Regions from separate parts of the Homo sapiens genome. Here regions 1 and 3 are each linked to region 2. A link is a contact called in ENCODE Hi-C or POLR2A ChIA-PET data. All regions are on one chromosome and are shown on one strand. Each heading gives the region's core, a stretch centred on a gene start or an enhancer-like site at or near the end of the contact. The rest is flanking DNA. Distances are from core to core; before and after follow the strand shown. Region 1 holds the start of ABR (ABR activator of RhoGEF and GTPase). Region 2 holds the start of NXN (nucleoredoxin). Region 3 has its middle 23 kb from the start of ABR-AS1.

Region 1 (4,500 bases), core at 13-2,512, 200 kb before region 2:
AGCTGCTTCTCCCCTTAAGAACTAGATGTGTGTGTGTCTGTTTGGAGTGATGAGGACCGACCCCCACACCCCTCCAGCGTTCTGCGGGTGCCGACCACACTGCCCCCGGCAAAGGCCAGGCTGACTTAACCTTCCTGGTAGGCCTCTGTAGGGCTGGGCTCCCAGAAGTTTTCCCCTTAAGCTGCCTGGGGATGGGGTGGGGTGGAGACAGCTCCGGTATCTGAAATGTCACTATCTGGGGTACCGGGCCCCCTGGGTGGGCCCCACTGCTTCCCTTTCCCTGGGTTCAGGAAGGGGCTTCAGCCCCACTGCCCTGGACCCCCCTGGCCTGACTCCCCTCCTGTCCTTCCCTGCTCCAGGGTCGCTTGGCCCAAAGAGGTCTGTGGGGAAGCTGCCATGGCTCCCACAGAATCAGCCCACAGGAGACAGGCATGGGGCCCCCAATCTCTTCACTGCCCTTGGGCGAGGGGGTCTTCCTTAGAGGGAATTTCGTCTCTAAACGGTCATTTCTCAGGCCTCTTGACCCGACTTCCCACCATTTCTAGGTGATGATGCAAACACGATGGGCTTTCCAGGCCGCGGCTCGGGGTCCCCAGGAGGGGTCCTGGAGGGGAACGCGTGGAGCCCTTGGGGCTTCTCCTGGCTCCAGTTTGTCCTCCGCCCAGGAGGGGCACATGTGGGACTGTCCTGGCCCCACAGCCCCCGTGACTTCGGTCCTCCCGGGTCTCCACCCGCCCCCCTCCATGTGTGGCGGGAACGGCCGCGCTCAGAGGTCAGGGGTGTGGAAAGGGACGAGCGGGGGAAGGTTCGGGAGGAGAGAGGCGCGTCCCGCGGCGCGCAGGACGTTCACCCCGTGGGTCCCGCAGCGGGTCTGGCTGGGGAGGGGCCCGGCCGCCGCTCCCGCCCGCGAAGCCGCGCTTGGAGATCCCGGGCGGGAGGTGATGTCACCCCTGTGGGCTCCCGGGCCCCCCACGGCACCTGGTTTGCGGATCGCCAGGATCCTGCTGAGCCCGGCGCGGGGGGGACGAGGGGGACCTGGGTCTGCGCCGCCGCCTGGAGACCCCCCGAGACCCCCGCGGCCCCTCCTCGCCCAGCGCCGGAGCCCCGCTGCCCCCTTAGCCCGGCCGGGGGCGTCCTGCGGAGGGCGGAGCCTCGAGCCGATTGGTCCCTCCCCGCCCCGCCCCCGCACCAAAGCCCCGCCCCCGCACCAAAGCCCCGCCCCACCACGAAGCCCCACCCCCGCCCCGCCCCCCGCGAAGTTGCTCATCGGTTCCGGGATCCGCAGCTGGGCTCGGCGCGGCCGCTGGGGCCGGGAGGGTTCGGGAGGGTTTTGGGGGCTCCCGCCCCGCCCTCGCCCCTGCCCCGGCCGCCCCGCGCTCCTCCCGGGGACCTGGTTCCCGGCCTCCTCGCCCCTCCGCGCTCGCAACTTCGGCCTCCCCCGGCTCCCGCCCGCTCTCCCTCCTTTGTTGCGCGATGAGGGTCGGGTTTCGGATCTGACCGAGCCGCCGCCGCGGGATGGAGCCGCTCAGCCACCGGGGCCTGCCGCGCCTGTCCTGGATCGACACCCTCTACAGCAGTACGTGTGCCGGGCGGGGGCGGGACCCCAGGATCGGGATCGGGACCCCAGGATGGAGATCGGGACCCCAGGATCGGGATCGGGACCCCAAGATCGGGATCGGGACCCAGGCACCGGGCTGGTCCGGGGAGCGCGGGCGGGGGCGAGATCGGGGTCCGGATCGGGGTCGGGTTGGGAATCGGGATCGGGGTCGGGACCCAGGAGCCGGGCTGGTCTGGGGGGCGCGGGCGGGGGGTCCCCAGAGAGGATTCCTGCGGTCCGGGGGCGGGGACCGTGGGCGGACCGAGCCGAGAGCTGCGTCCCCCCTCCCACCTGTTGTGAACCCGGCCTCCGCGAGCCTCAGGGGAGGGAGGCCCTTCTGGGTGCTGCCCCCGCCCCTGGACCGGCAGCTTCTCTGTCCAGGCTGAAGCCGAAAGGCCGTTTTGGGAGCAGTCGTTGGCACCCGAGTTTGCCACCCCAGGGGCACCGGGTCATGTGTGGTTCAGGGCCCAGGGGTTCGGTGCTGGGGTGGGATCGGGTGGGAGGGGAGACGGGGGGTGCAGATATCCGCGGGGGCCGTTTGGATGCGGGAGCTGAAAATCCCGGGCTCAGCAATCTTTCCTGCCAGCCTCATCACCACCCCCACCCTCATCATCACCACCACCCTCAGAAGAAAAAAAAAACAAACCTTCTCGAGTTCTCCACCCCCTCGCTCCCAAATCTCTCTGGATCATGTGATTGCTCTTGCATGGCCCCGGGGGATGCGTAACTGATCACGGGTAATGGTGTGGGGGGGCTTGGGGCGAACCGAGAGCCGCCCCCCGCCCCCACCACCGCACCTTGCTCCTGCTCCGTTGCTAGAAAGGCACCGCCCCTTCTCCCCACCCTTCCCTGAGACACCTTTCCCGAAAGCTCTCAGGGATTAGGAAGAGGGTCCTCCTGGGCTTACATAGTGGATTTCGCCCTTCCTGGCCCACGTGAGTGGGACCCTCCCACTCTCTCAGCACATCTCCCAGGCAGGAGTTGGGGGAGGCACGTGGGGCCACGTGGAGCCTGGTTCAGCCTGATTCTAGGCACTGGATGCCATGGAACAGGAGCGTTTTCTTTCTTTTTTTTTTTTTTTGAGACGGAGTCTCGGCTCTGTCGCCCAGGCTGGAGTGCAGTGGCGCAATCTCCGCTCATTGCAACCTCTGCCTCCCGGGTTCAAGTGATTCTCCCGCCTCAGCCTCCTGAGTAGCTGGGATTACAGGTACCCACCACCACTCTCGGCTAATTTTTTGTATTTTTAGTAGAGATGGGGTTTCACCATGAGGCCAGGCTGGTCTCAAACTCCTGACCTCAGGTGATCCACCTGCCTCAGCCTCCCAAAGTGCTGGGATTACAGGCGTGAGCCAACAAGGGCATTTGTAAGGGTCATCCCAGCTAGAGTTCCTTGATAAGTCATATGGGGGGGGTGGGGGGAGTAGAGAAGGGTGATGCCTTGAGCCCCAAAGCCTTACTCTGGAGGCTGTGTGGTACCCAACATTCAACCTCTGACCTCAGCATCCCCTTGGGTCCAGGTCATTCCCTGTATCTTCTTCTCCACCCGCCTCCTCCTCCATCCATGTTCCTTCCTCTCCTCCCCCCAGGAGCTGTCCTTGTGATGGTTCATTCTGCTTTGGTTTCTCAACATCAAAGGGGCAAAGCCGGATCCCCTGGGCATAGGTCCTGTGCCAGGTGCCGCCGCTCCATCTGCTCCTTCCCCTGCAGAGGCCAGCGTCGTTGGGTGAAGGTCAGGGCCCATGGCTGTGTGGCATGTGCGTGCACGTGCGTCTGCATGAATGGGGGCACACATCTGTTCGGAGCGCAGATGCAGATCAGCTCCTGACCCGGAGGCAGGATTAGTGGCCCTCTCTTAGCTGTGTGCTTGCAAACAGCCGTCATAACAATGCCTCAGATTCACGCGTGCTTATGTTCCTGAGTGTTTCTGGCTCTTTGCAAAACCCAGTTCTTGTTTCCCTATTTCCCGAAGCCTGGAATCGTATGGAACCCTGTCTCTAGCTTTCTCTGCAGCAGAAGACTCCTCTGAGCTGATCATTTCCAAGTCTTCCATACCCCACCCTCTTCCTCCCACGCCTGGAGCAAAAAAGCAAAATTGCCTGAGGCCACCTTGAAAATTCCTGACCAGAGGAATGCCAGAAAAGGGAATTAGGCCAAGGCCTCTTAGGGGGTTCTGTTGGGCAGCCCTGATTCAGGCAGATTGGCACCTGAGCTGTCTACCCTCCTGCTGCTGCCCTGGCCTCTGGGCGGCTCCTGGGGTGGCCTGGATGGTGGGTGGGAGGGGGCACTGATGTGGCCGCAGTGTGAGGAGTCCCTGCCTCCCTCTTCGGAACAGCTTAGTGGAGAGCTGTAGCAGGAGGCTTCCCGGGGAGGTGCTGTGCAGTCATGTTTGGGCTGTTAGCCATCAACTTTCCTCTTGACAAGAGCCTAAATTAAAACAAATACCCGAGCTGTCATTTGCCTGGCAGCAAGGTTTTGTGGCTCCCAGAGGAAGTTCCTCTGCTTCTCAGGAAGCTGTTTGCTTACAAGGCTCACAGTCCTGGGGTGACAAATCTCCACAAATGCCAGATCCATCGGGAACTGTAAAGGGGGTATACCCAGGGCACAGGGTGGCAGTGTGACTTAGAGATGGGAATGACTCGGTGTTAGAGGTTCCCTGCCTTCCTCTCTCTGAGCATTGTTCCTGGTAACAATGATAATAGCGTCTCCTGAGCACCTACTGTATGGCAGGCACTGGGATAGTCACTTTCTCTTTCTTTCTTTTTTCTTTTTTTTTTTTGTTTTTTGTTTTTTGTTTTGTTTTGAGACGGGGTCTCCGTCTTTGCCCAGGCTGGAGTGCAGTGGTGCGATCTTGGCTCACTGCAACCTCCACCTCCTGGATTCAAGCAGTTCCCCTGCCTCAGCCT
Region 2 (4,745 bases), core at 437-2,936:
GGAACCCTGCACCATTCCTTATTCTACCCTAGAAAAACGGAGAACCTTCGATGTGAACACTTACGTTTTGTGCCAAAAGCTTGAAGTTCTATTCTGAGGTTTAAATTAGCTCCCGCAAAGCGTCCTATCATTTGTGTATGTGGAAAGCTGCTGTAAAATAAAAGCATTGTGCCTGGTGTCCCGGCAGTGTCTTTTCACAAATGGAGTTTGGTCGGCCTCATTTTTCACTCTTTCCATTAGGTGGCGATGGATGCACAGGAAATATCCTCCGAAGCGGCGGTGGAAGCTCTGAGAGGGGCGGGTTTTCAGCTTTTATTTTTTTGCTTTCGCTGAGTCGTCAGTAGCTGATCCACACCGGCGGCCTGTTACTGTGGCTGGGCCCGGATCTGCACCTGCTTCGTGCACCAGTGGGTTGGGTTGGGGGGAGGCGCTGCGTGGCCAGAGTACTCGCCACGGACCACCTGTTTTTTTGTTTTTTTTGAGACGGAGTCTTGCTCTGTTGCCCAGGCTGGAGTGCAATGGAGCGATCTCGGCTCACTGCAGCCTCCGTCTCCCGGCTTCACGCCATTCTCCTACCTCAGCCTCCTGAGTTGCTCGGATTACAGGTGCCTGCCACTACACCCCGCTAATTTTTGTATTTTTAGTAGAGGCGGGGGGGGGGTGTCACCATATTGGCCAGGCTGGTCTCGAACTCCTGACCTTGTGATCCACCCACCTCGGCCTCCCAAAGTGCTGGGAATTCAGGCGTGAGCCACCGCGCCCGGCCCAGACCACCTGTTTAATCCAGCTTCTCCCTAAGCATTGGGGAGCATCCTGCCAGCTGGTAGGAAAAAAAAAATCTCTAGAAATGTTCTCAACTATCCATAGACTTGACATGAGGATGGAGCGGATTCAGGAGCGCGGCCAGCATTGGTCTGGAGGCCCCGCGGCGTCCTTTGCATCCATTTGTGGGGCTGGAAGACAGATTCGCTGGGGGGAGAGGCCCCGGCGACCCCTGGACGGAAATCCCACACTGAGACCTGGCACCCTAACCAGACCCCACCAGAAGCTGCGAGGGCGTCCTCGGCCCCCTTAGAACAGCTTGGAACACACAGAGGAGTCAGTGTCCAGCCAGGCCCGGCCTGATGCAGTGAGGACGGCGGGTCCTATAAGCATCTCAGGGTCAGTGGGGCCCGGAGCGGCCTAAGGGTCAGGCTTCGTGCAGGGAGAGGAGGAGGGAAAGGCCGGGGAGGAACAGGAAGAGGGTGAAGAGCTCCGCGGGGAGGGGGCGGGATCCCTGGAGGTCTGGAGGGAATTTAGAACTGGGGAGGAGAGAAAATGCGGGCCGGGCTGCAGCCCGGGAAAGCGCCGGCTCAGCGGGCCCTTCTCCTTTCTTCACTTCGGCCGTGGGCTTTCCAGGGAGAGTGCGGCGTTTCGGGTCCGGCTTCTCGCCCAAGCAGTCACCCCGCGCACCGCGGCCGGCAGCTGCGGACCCCGCCTGGGCGGAGAGCTCTGGCCACCGCCGGCCGCAAACGGGGCGTGGCGAGGGCGGAGGGGGCGTGGCGAGGGCGGGCGGAGGGGCGTGGCGAGGGCAGCCGAAGGGGCGTGGCGCGGGCCGCGGAGGGGGCGTGGCAGGGCGGGGGAAGGGGCGTGGCGCGGGCAGGCGGAGGGGGCGTGGCGTGGGCGGCCCTACTGGGCCGGGCTCTGCTCTCCCCAGCGCCTGCCGCCGACGCCGCCGCCTCCTCCCGCCGCGCGGACCGTGGAGCGGGGTCGCAGCCGCCTGCCCGCCCTGCGGTGGGCCAGGATGTCGGGCTTCCTGGAGGAGCTGCTCGGCGAGAAGCTGGTGACGGGCGGCGGCGAGGAGGTGGACGTGCACTCGCTGGGCGCCCGCGGCATCTCGCTGCTGGGTCTCTACTTCGGCTGCAGCCTCAGCGCCCCCTGCGCGCAGCTCAGCGCCAGCCTGGCCGCCTTCTACGGGCGCCTGCGGGGGGACGCGGCGGCCGGGCCGGGGCCGGGAGCGGGGGCCGGGGCGGCGGCGGAGCCCGAGCCGCGGCGGCGCCTGGAGATCGTCTTCGTGTCCTCGGACCAGGACCAGCGGCAGTGGCAGGACTTCGTGCGGGACATGCCGTGGCTGGCGCTGCCCTACAAGGAGAAGCACAGGAAGGTGAGCGGCGCGGGCCTCGCCGGCCCCTGCCCGCCCCCCACGCCCGTTACCCCTGCCCGCCCCCCACGCCCGTTACCCCTGCCCTCCGCCAACCCCGTTGTCCCCCTGCCCGCCCTCCACCCCCCGACCCCTGCCCCCAGTCCCCCGCCCCCCGACCCACTGTCCTCTCCCCGCCCCCCACCCCGCCGTCCCCGCCTCTGCCCCCCCCCCTTCCGCGCTGTGCCCGCACCCTCATCCCAGGACCCCTCTTTGGTTCGAGTGCTGCGCTGCGCCCGCCCTGGAAAGTTGGACCCCCCTCGGCCCCCGGGATCCCGGCTCGAGCCCCTCCGTCCGCACACGCTGGGAGCCTCGGGTGGGGGCGGCTGCGCTCGGGGATCCCGGTTCCGCGACCCCTTCACCCGCGAGCAGAGGCGCCAGGCCCTTCCTGCCTCCGCCGCCGACCCCCGCGGATTCCCACAGTGGGGAGGGGAGGGGAGGGGAGGGCGCACGCCCCCCGCCCGTGGCGCCCAAACCAGCGCGTTTCCTTTCTTTCCGGGAGAAACCTGCCTTCCCGGAGCCCCTTCCCCGGGGACCGGGGACCTGGGGGCCGAGGCCGAGGTCAGGAGAGGCGGCCGGTGACCGTGGCCGTGGCTGTGGCCGAGAAGGGCGCTCACGGCTCCGTCTCCCGCCCCCGCCTCCCCCGCCCCAGGCTGAGTTCGCGGCCACCGGGGAGCTTTGCATTGTCTGGCCGTCCAGCCTCCTCCCCAGACGCCTCCCGGGCGCGGGAACAGCCCGGGCTGTGCAGAGCTCAGCTGCGTGGTGGCCCCTGTGGTCCCGGGGTCTTCGAGTTAAGGGCTGAGCTGACCCCATCGATGCACATTGACTGGAAGAAGGAGGATTTGGGGAAATGGATACTTTGCTGTCAACTTCTCGTGTCTCCCAGTTTGCTGCCGAGTTGAGTTTGGGTTTCTGAGTGTGTCCCTTGGGTGAGGATGTCTGTCTCTGTGATAATAAAGCACATCCAGGACATTTTGTAATGAATGGAGTCAGAAAAAGTTTTGGAGCGCTGTTGCTTCGTGAGTGTATATGATGCAACGTGTGAATCCAGCCCCTTTCCCTTTTTGAGGAAAGCCTGTTTCTGGAGTGGACAGAAGGGCTATTCTGGGGGCGTTTAGTTTCCTCTGGGGAGCATGGCGAGGCGTGCCACGTGTTCCTTTTATATGTGCAGAATCTTGTTGAGAAGCATGATTTAGATTTACTGGGAGCAAAAGGCTTACACTGTGACCCCAAATGTCTTGAGTAAATCATCCATCCCGAAGCAGTGGGAGGTAGAGATTCGAGATTTAAAGTATGAAATACAGTTGATCCGATGCAGTTTGTAAATTTCATATTGGGAAAACATAGGTTCACTAACCACTCAGAGGCAAGAGTTGGCATTTTTACTGCTTTTTAGGTTATTTTGCCCATTTTGATTGACATGCTTGATATAGTATGAATATGCATGGCCAGTACTTTTTGATTCAAAATACGAGAATCCTTTGTTTTCCTTGGTGGTGGTTTTTGTGATACGTTCGTGGAGAAATAATGTTCAGAAAGGGATTTGCCAAAAAACATTTTCATTGTTACGGCAAGTTTCTGTTGTAGACTAAAGTCTACTTAAAATAATGTCCTTATCCGGCAATACAAATGATTTCTAGCTTTTGAAAACATAGAATTATGGTAAAATGTTACAGGCTTAACAGCCTATTGTTGTGTTTTTTACTGAAGAGGAAATACATTTTTTGGATAGTAAAAATATGGAGCAAACAGATGTTTTGCAAATGCTTAGAGCTTTTTCCGAAAAAGGAGAATATTTGATAGGACATGGGCCATGGCTGGCTCTCTATACCCTGGACAGGCTCTTTGCATGACAAAAAGTATTCTGCGGCCCTAGCCTGGACCTGCTGATTCCTCCATGATGAGAACCTGGATGACACAGGGCAGACTCTCATTTGAAAATACCGTTGAGAGTGCTGGACGTGCCCAAACCCTGGTGCGTTAGCATCTTAAACATTTTATTTTTTGGCCCAGAGTTTTTCTGACTCACATCCTATACTTTATTCTCTAAAACCAGTCCAGTTTTCAAGGAGGTAGTTTCTTTCCTTGGTCGTGAACAAACCACTCAAGATCTTTCTCGGGGATATATACCAGGTAAAAAGACTCCAGCTGTCCTTCTTATGGAACACATACTCTTGGAAATTACAAAAGCTACGTGCTGATTTTAAAAGGAATTATTGCCGGGTGCGGTGGCTCATGCCTGTTATCCCAGCACTTTGGAAGGCTGAGGTGGGCGGATCACCTGAGGTCGGGAGTTCCAGACCAGCCTGACCAACATGGAGAAACCCCGTCTCTACTAAAAATACAAAATTAGCCAGACCTGGTGGCGCATGCCTCTAGTCCCAGCTACTAGGGAGGCTGAGGCAGGAGAATCGCTTGAACCTGGGAGGCGGAGGTTGCGGTGAGCCGAGATCGCACCATTGCACCCCAGTCTGGGCAACAAGAGCGAAACTCTGTCTCAAAAAAAAAAAAAAAGGAATTATTTTCCCCCTTGAAACCAAAGAGATGTGGAACAAATGCCTTTTCT
Region 3 (4,531 bases), core at 1,871-4,370, 220 kb before region 2:
AACTCAGGCTAGCCTCAAACTCCTGGACTCAAGCAATCCACCCACCTTGGCCATTCAAGATCAACCCATCTAACCACAAGCACAGAGCTTTCTCCAAGATGTGGCACTAAACAAGCTGCAGCCCAGAAACGAAAGCTGGTTATTTCCACTTTTCAGTTTCCAAATGCCTGTCATCCTGGCTACTCAGGAGGCTGAGACAGGAGAACCGCTTGAGCCCTGGAGTCCAAGGCTGCAAGTAAGCTGTCATAGTGCCACTGCACTCCAGCCTGGGTGGCAGAGCAAGAACCTGTCTCTAATATTAATAATAATAAATTAATGTAGTGAATCATGCAGATTGTCTAATATTGAGCTAGGCTTGTATTCCTGGGATAAACCCTGTGTGATCTAAGGGGTCAAGGGATGCTCGGTTGTGCACGCAACAACCCAGTCACGTGGCAGTTACACTATAAACGCATCAGTGTCTAACCCATCACAGTGATGTGACGTCAGTGGTCACATGAGAGCTCACTGCAGCCTCAACCTCTCTGGCTCAAGTGATCCTCCCGAGTGTGCCACCACACCCAGCTAATTTTGTTTCTCTTTTTTTTGAGACGGAGTCTCCTTCTGTCACCAGGCTGGAGGGCAGTGGCGCGATCTCAGCTCACTGCAACCGCCACCTCCTGGGTTCAAATAATTCTCCTGCCTCAGCCTCCCAAGTAGCTGGGACTACAGGTGCGCGCCACCACGCCCAGCTAATTTTTGTATTTTTTTTTTCTTTTTTCGAGTCGGAGTCTTGCTCTGGCGCCAGGCTGGAGTGCAGTGGCGCAATCTCAGCTCACTGCAACCGCCACCTCCTGGTTCAAGTGATTCTCCTGCCGCAGCCTTCTGAGTAGCTGGGACTACAGGCATGCACCACCACATCCAGCTAATTTTTCTATTTTTAGCAGAGATGGGGTTTCACCATGTTGGCCAGGATGGTCTCCGTCTCTTGATCTTGTGATCTGCCCGCCTGGGCCTCCCAGAGTGCTGGGATTACAGGCGTGAGCCGCCGCGCCTGGCCAATTTTGGTATTTTTTGTAGAGATGAAGTCTTACTATGTTGTCCAGGCTGGTCTCAAACTGCTGGGTCAAGCAGTCCTCCTGCCTTGGCCTCCCAAAGTTCTGGGATTACAGACGTGAGCCACTGCACCCAGCCAATGCATTTTCAATAGAAAAGATTCAAACGCTACTGAAATCTTGGAAATGAAGCCTGTCATTTCCTGTCACCTCTCCCCCCGACCCCACTCCTCTCTCCAGAAGGAGCCTACAGAACAGGCTGTTACAGATGATACATTCTCAGGCCTTTCACGGCATGCTTAGAAGTATTTGTATCTCATTTGTGCACTGTTTCATTTATTCTCACAACCAGAGAGGTTTGTATTATTAGCCCCCATTTGATGTATGAGAAAACTAAGGCTTAAGAATATTGGGTAATGTGCCAAAGGGCCCAGAGCTCATTACAGTCTCTTAATAATGGGGATAAAACCGGGTATGGTGGCTCAGGCCTGCAATCCCAGCACTTTGGGAGGCTGAGGTGGGCGGGTCACCTGAGGTCAGGAGTTTGAGAGCTGCCTGGCTTACATGGTGAAACCTCATGTCTACTAAAAATACAAAAATTAGCCGGGCGTGGTGGTGCACCCGTTATCCCAGCTACTTGGGAGGCTGAGGCAGGAGAATCACTTTAACCCAGGAGGCAGAGGATGCAGTGAGCCGAGATCACGCCCTTGCACTCCAGCCTGGGTGATAGCGCGAGACTCAGTCTCAAAAAAAAAAAAAAAAAAAAGAAAAAGAAAAAGAAAAGAAAAAAAGAGGTTCTGAGAAATGTGTAGATGATTTCACTGTTGTGCAAGCATCATAGTATATTTTACACAAACCTAAATACAAAAATCACCTGGCTGTATATTTCACACAAACCTAAATACTAACATACAGCCCAGGTACATAGTAGGCTCAATGGTATAGCCCACTATGTGATATAGATATGATATATGATATAGACAGCTTACTGCTCCTAGGTACGAACCTGTATAGCAGGTCACTATACTGAATACTATAGGCCGTTGTAACACAATGGAAAATGTTTGTGTATCTGAACACGTCTAAGCGTACAAAAGGTACAGGAAAAAATACAGGATTATAATCTTCTGGACCACCTTTGTATATATAGTCCTTTCAGGTCATATGGCTCAGGACTGTAGTTTGAACCCATGTTTCTCATTTTTTTTGTTTGTTTGTTTTTTGAGACAGAGTCTCGCTGTGTCGCCCATGCTGGAGCGCAGTGGCGCAATCTCGGCTCACTGCAACCTCTGCCTCCCGGGTTCAAGCGATTCTCCTGCCTCAGCCTCCCGAGTAGCTGGGATTACAGGCGCGCACCACCACGCCCGGATAATGTTTTGTATTTTAGTAGAGACGGGGTTTCACCATGCCGTCCAGGCTGGTCTCGAACTCCCAACCTCAGGTGATCCGCCCGCCTCGTCCTCCCAAAGTGCTGGGATGACAGGCCTGAGCCACCGCGCCCGGCCCACATTAAGTCTTTAAATGCCCCGCTGGGGACTAAGATGCCCCTGGTGGAATCCAGGAGCCCTGGTGGTGGCTTCTGCGGGGCCCAGGCCGAGATGAGGGAGAGGCCGGGAGGAGTGGACTGGGCTGGCCCGTGGGCCGGGGGTCGGTGGTTTCTCGTGCCCTCCCCTCGGCTCCAGGGATTTCCCCCGTGAAGCCGGCACCGAGGTCCGGACAGGAAAGCACTTTGAGCCATGGATTTATGTAAAATCCAGATGAGGAGCTGGAGCTGGTTTCTCCTCCCGCGTCAGGCGGCGCCACCGGAACGTCCTGGCGGGACACACACTCACGCCACACCCCCTGGCGGGTCTCTCGCCACGCGGAGAGAGCGCCCGAGCCCCCTTCGCCCCGCGAGGTTCCCAGGGTGTAGGCAGGCCCGGGGGGCGCCATCCGCCTTCCTGCGCGAGTCACGGACACGACCCGGGCCCTGAAGGCGTCTGCATCACCGCTCCCGCCGAAACCTCAGAAACCGAGGCCGAACACTCGCCGGGCTCCTCGCAGCGGCGGCGGGCGGTGACTCAGGGGTTCCCGACTGGATTAACCGCGCCTGGAGGACTAGGCAGCCCGGGCGACTTACCGCAGCCTCATCACGTGACCAGGACCTGCGGCCCCCGCCCCCGCAGACTCCGTCCCCGCGGGCCCCGCCCCCGCAGACTCCGTCCCCGCGGGCCCCGCCCCCGCAGACTCCGTCCCCGCGGGCCCCGCCCCCGCAGACTCCGCCCCCCGCGGGCCCCGCCCCCTCAAGGCCCCGCCCCCACGGGGGACCGCCCCGCAGGCTCCTCCCCGCGGACCCCGCCCCCCATGGACTCCGCCCCCACGAGCCGGGCCACGCCCCCTGAGGACTGCGCGGGAGCCTGGCTGGATCCGAAGCCCCTTCCAAGGAGTCTCCCCAGGATCCTCTGCTCACACCGGCAAGTGAAAGACCTTTTAAAAGGAATGGGGCTGGGCGCGATGGCTCACGCCTGTCATCCCAGCACTCTGGGAGGCCGAGGCGGGCGGATCACCTGAGGTCGGGAGTTCGAGACCAGCCTGGCCAACATGATGAAACCTCGTCGCTACTAAAAATACAAAATTAGCCAGGCGTGGTGGTGCATGCCTTTAATCCCACCTACTTGGGAGGCTGAGGCAGGAGAATTGCTTGAACTCGGGAGGCGGAGGTTGTAGTGAACCGAGATCACACCACTGTACTGTAGCCTGGGGGACAGAGCAAGACTCCATCTTAAAAAAAAAAAAAAAGTAATGGCAAAAACAGCAATTACTTTTGCACCAACCTAAATAGTAGGGTTCGAGGAGAGCTGAGCTGACCACTTTCTCCCAAGCAGTAGAAGCTTCCTTGTTGAAACAAGAGGGCCATTTGTCTCCAAGGTCTCTGTTTCTAGCCGCAGTGTTTCCTAACCCTAAACCTAGGCCTATTTCATCAAGGGTCAGCGGATTAGGAGTAGATGGCTATGGATCACCTTCCCTTTCCTAACAGGGTCTTCATTTCATGCAACATTTGCTGCCAGCTCATATGTGAAGATGTGAAAAGGGGGCAGCTGGGGCCTTTCAGAAGAGGGTCAGGAATCTGAGCCTCTTTGTCCATAGGGGAAATACTCTGAATGCAACTTCATCATGAGTGGGCACGTGTGTGTTTGGGGACTGTTCGCTGAAGAGTATAGGAAAGAGACAGCCGGGATCCCCTTTGAATTTGCAATTTAGAATGAGTGATCTAAGATGAGTAATAAGAGGTTGGAGATTCTCTTTTGAATGTGCGCTCTGGGGCTCTGGTATGGCTGCATCTGTTATAAAGAGGTTCTTGGGCCAGGTGCGGTGTCTCACACCTGTAATCCCAGCACTTTGGGAGGCCGAAGGGGGTGGATCACCTGAGGTCGGGAGTTGGAGACCAGCCTAGCCAACATGGGGAAACCCCATCTATGCTAAAAATACAAAAATTAGCTGGGCATGGTGGTGCCCCA

The links. A loop is a pair of places that touch in the nucleus more often than their neighbours do. ChIA-PET counts read pairs that join two places held with the same protein, here RNA polymerase II (POLR2A). Pooled maps may share reads with other maps.
Region 1: a loop to region 2 is called in a map of CD4-positive, alpha-beta T cell, with 15 times the contacts of the local background. The contact joins the promoter of ABR here to the promoter of NXN in region 2. A Hi-C loop is called at or near these places in 1 of 168 maps with a recorded cell type or tissue (CD4-positive, alpha-beta T cell), 1 of 37 single-sample maps with no recorded cell type and 5 of 50 pooled maps.
Region 3: a loop to region 2 is called in a map of CD14-positive monocyte, with 7 times the contacts of the local background. The contact joins the enhancer-like site here to the promoter of NXN in region 2. A Hi-C loop is called at or near these places in 2 of 168 maps with a recorded cell type or tissue (CD14-positive monocyte and CD8-positive, alpha-beta T cell) and 5 of 50 pooled maps. POLR2A ChIA-PET finds 5 or more read pairs at or near these places in 1 of 52 experiments (A673).

Annotation. Positions count from the first base shown.
Region 1 is chr17:1,176,743-1,181,242 of GRCh38, reverse strand. ABR (ABR activator of RhoGEF and GTPase) reads left to right here and starts at 1,262. Exons shown (of 23, transcript NM_021962.5): 1 at 1,262-1,576. The coding sequence starts at 1,516. RefSeq lists an enhancer at 455-1,221.
Region 2 is chr17:976,717-981,461 of GRCh38, reverse strand. It overlaps NXN (nucleoredoxin), which reads left to right and starts at 1,686. Exons shown (of 8, transcript NM_022463.5): 1 at 1,686-2,143. The coding sequence starts at 1,784. RefSeq lists enhancers at 119-413, 1,838-2,773.
Region 3 is chr17:1,202,171-1,206,701 of GRCh38, reverse strand. It overlaps a transcript of ABR not described here. Among named protein-coding and RNA genes, the nearest start is that of ABR-AS1, 23 kb to the right of the region's middle. Within about 2 kb of position 3,120, at least 24 of the 41 ENCODE cell types and tissues checked have a DNase peak (open chromatin) inside an H3K27ac peak, as active enhancers do; they include A673 and CD14-positive monocyte, where a contact is called at or near this core.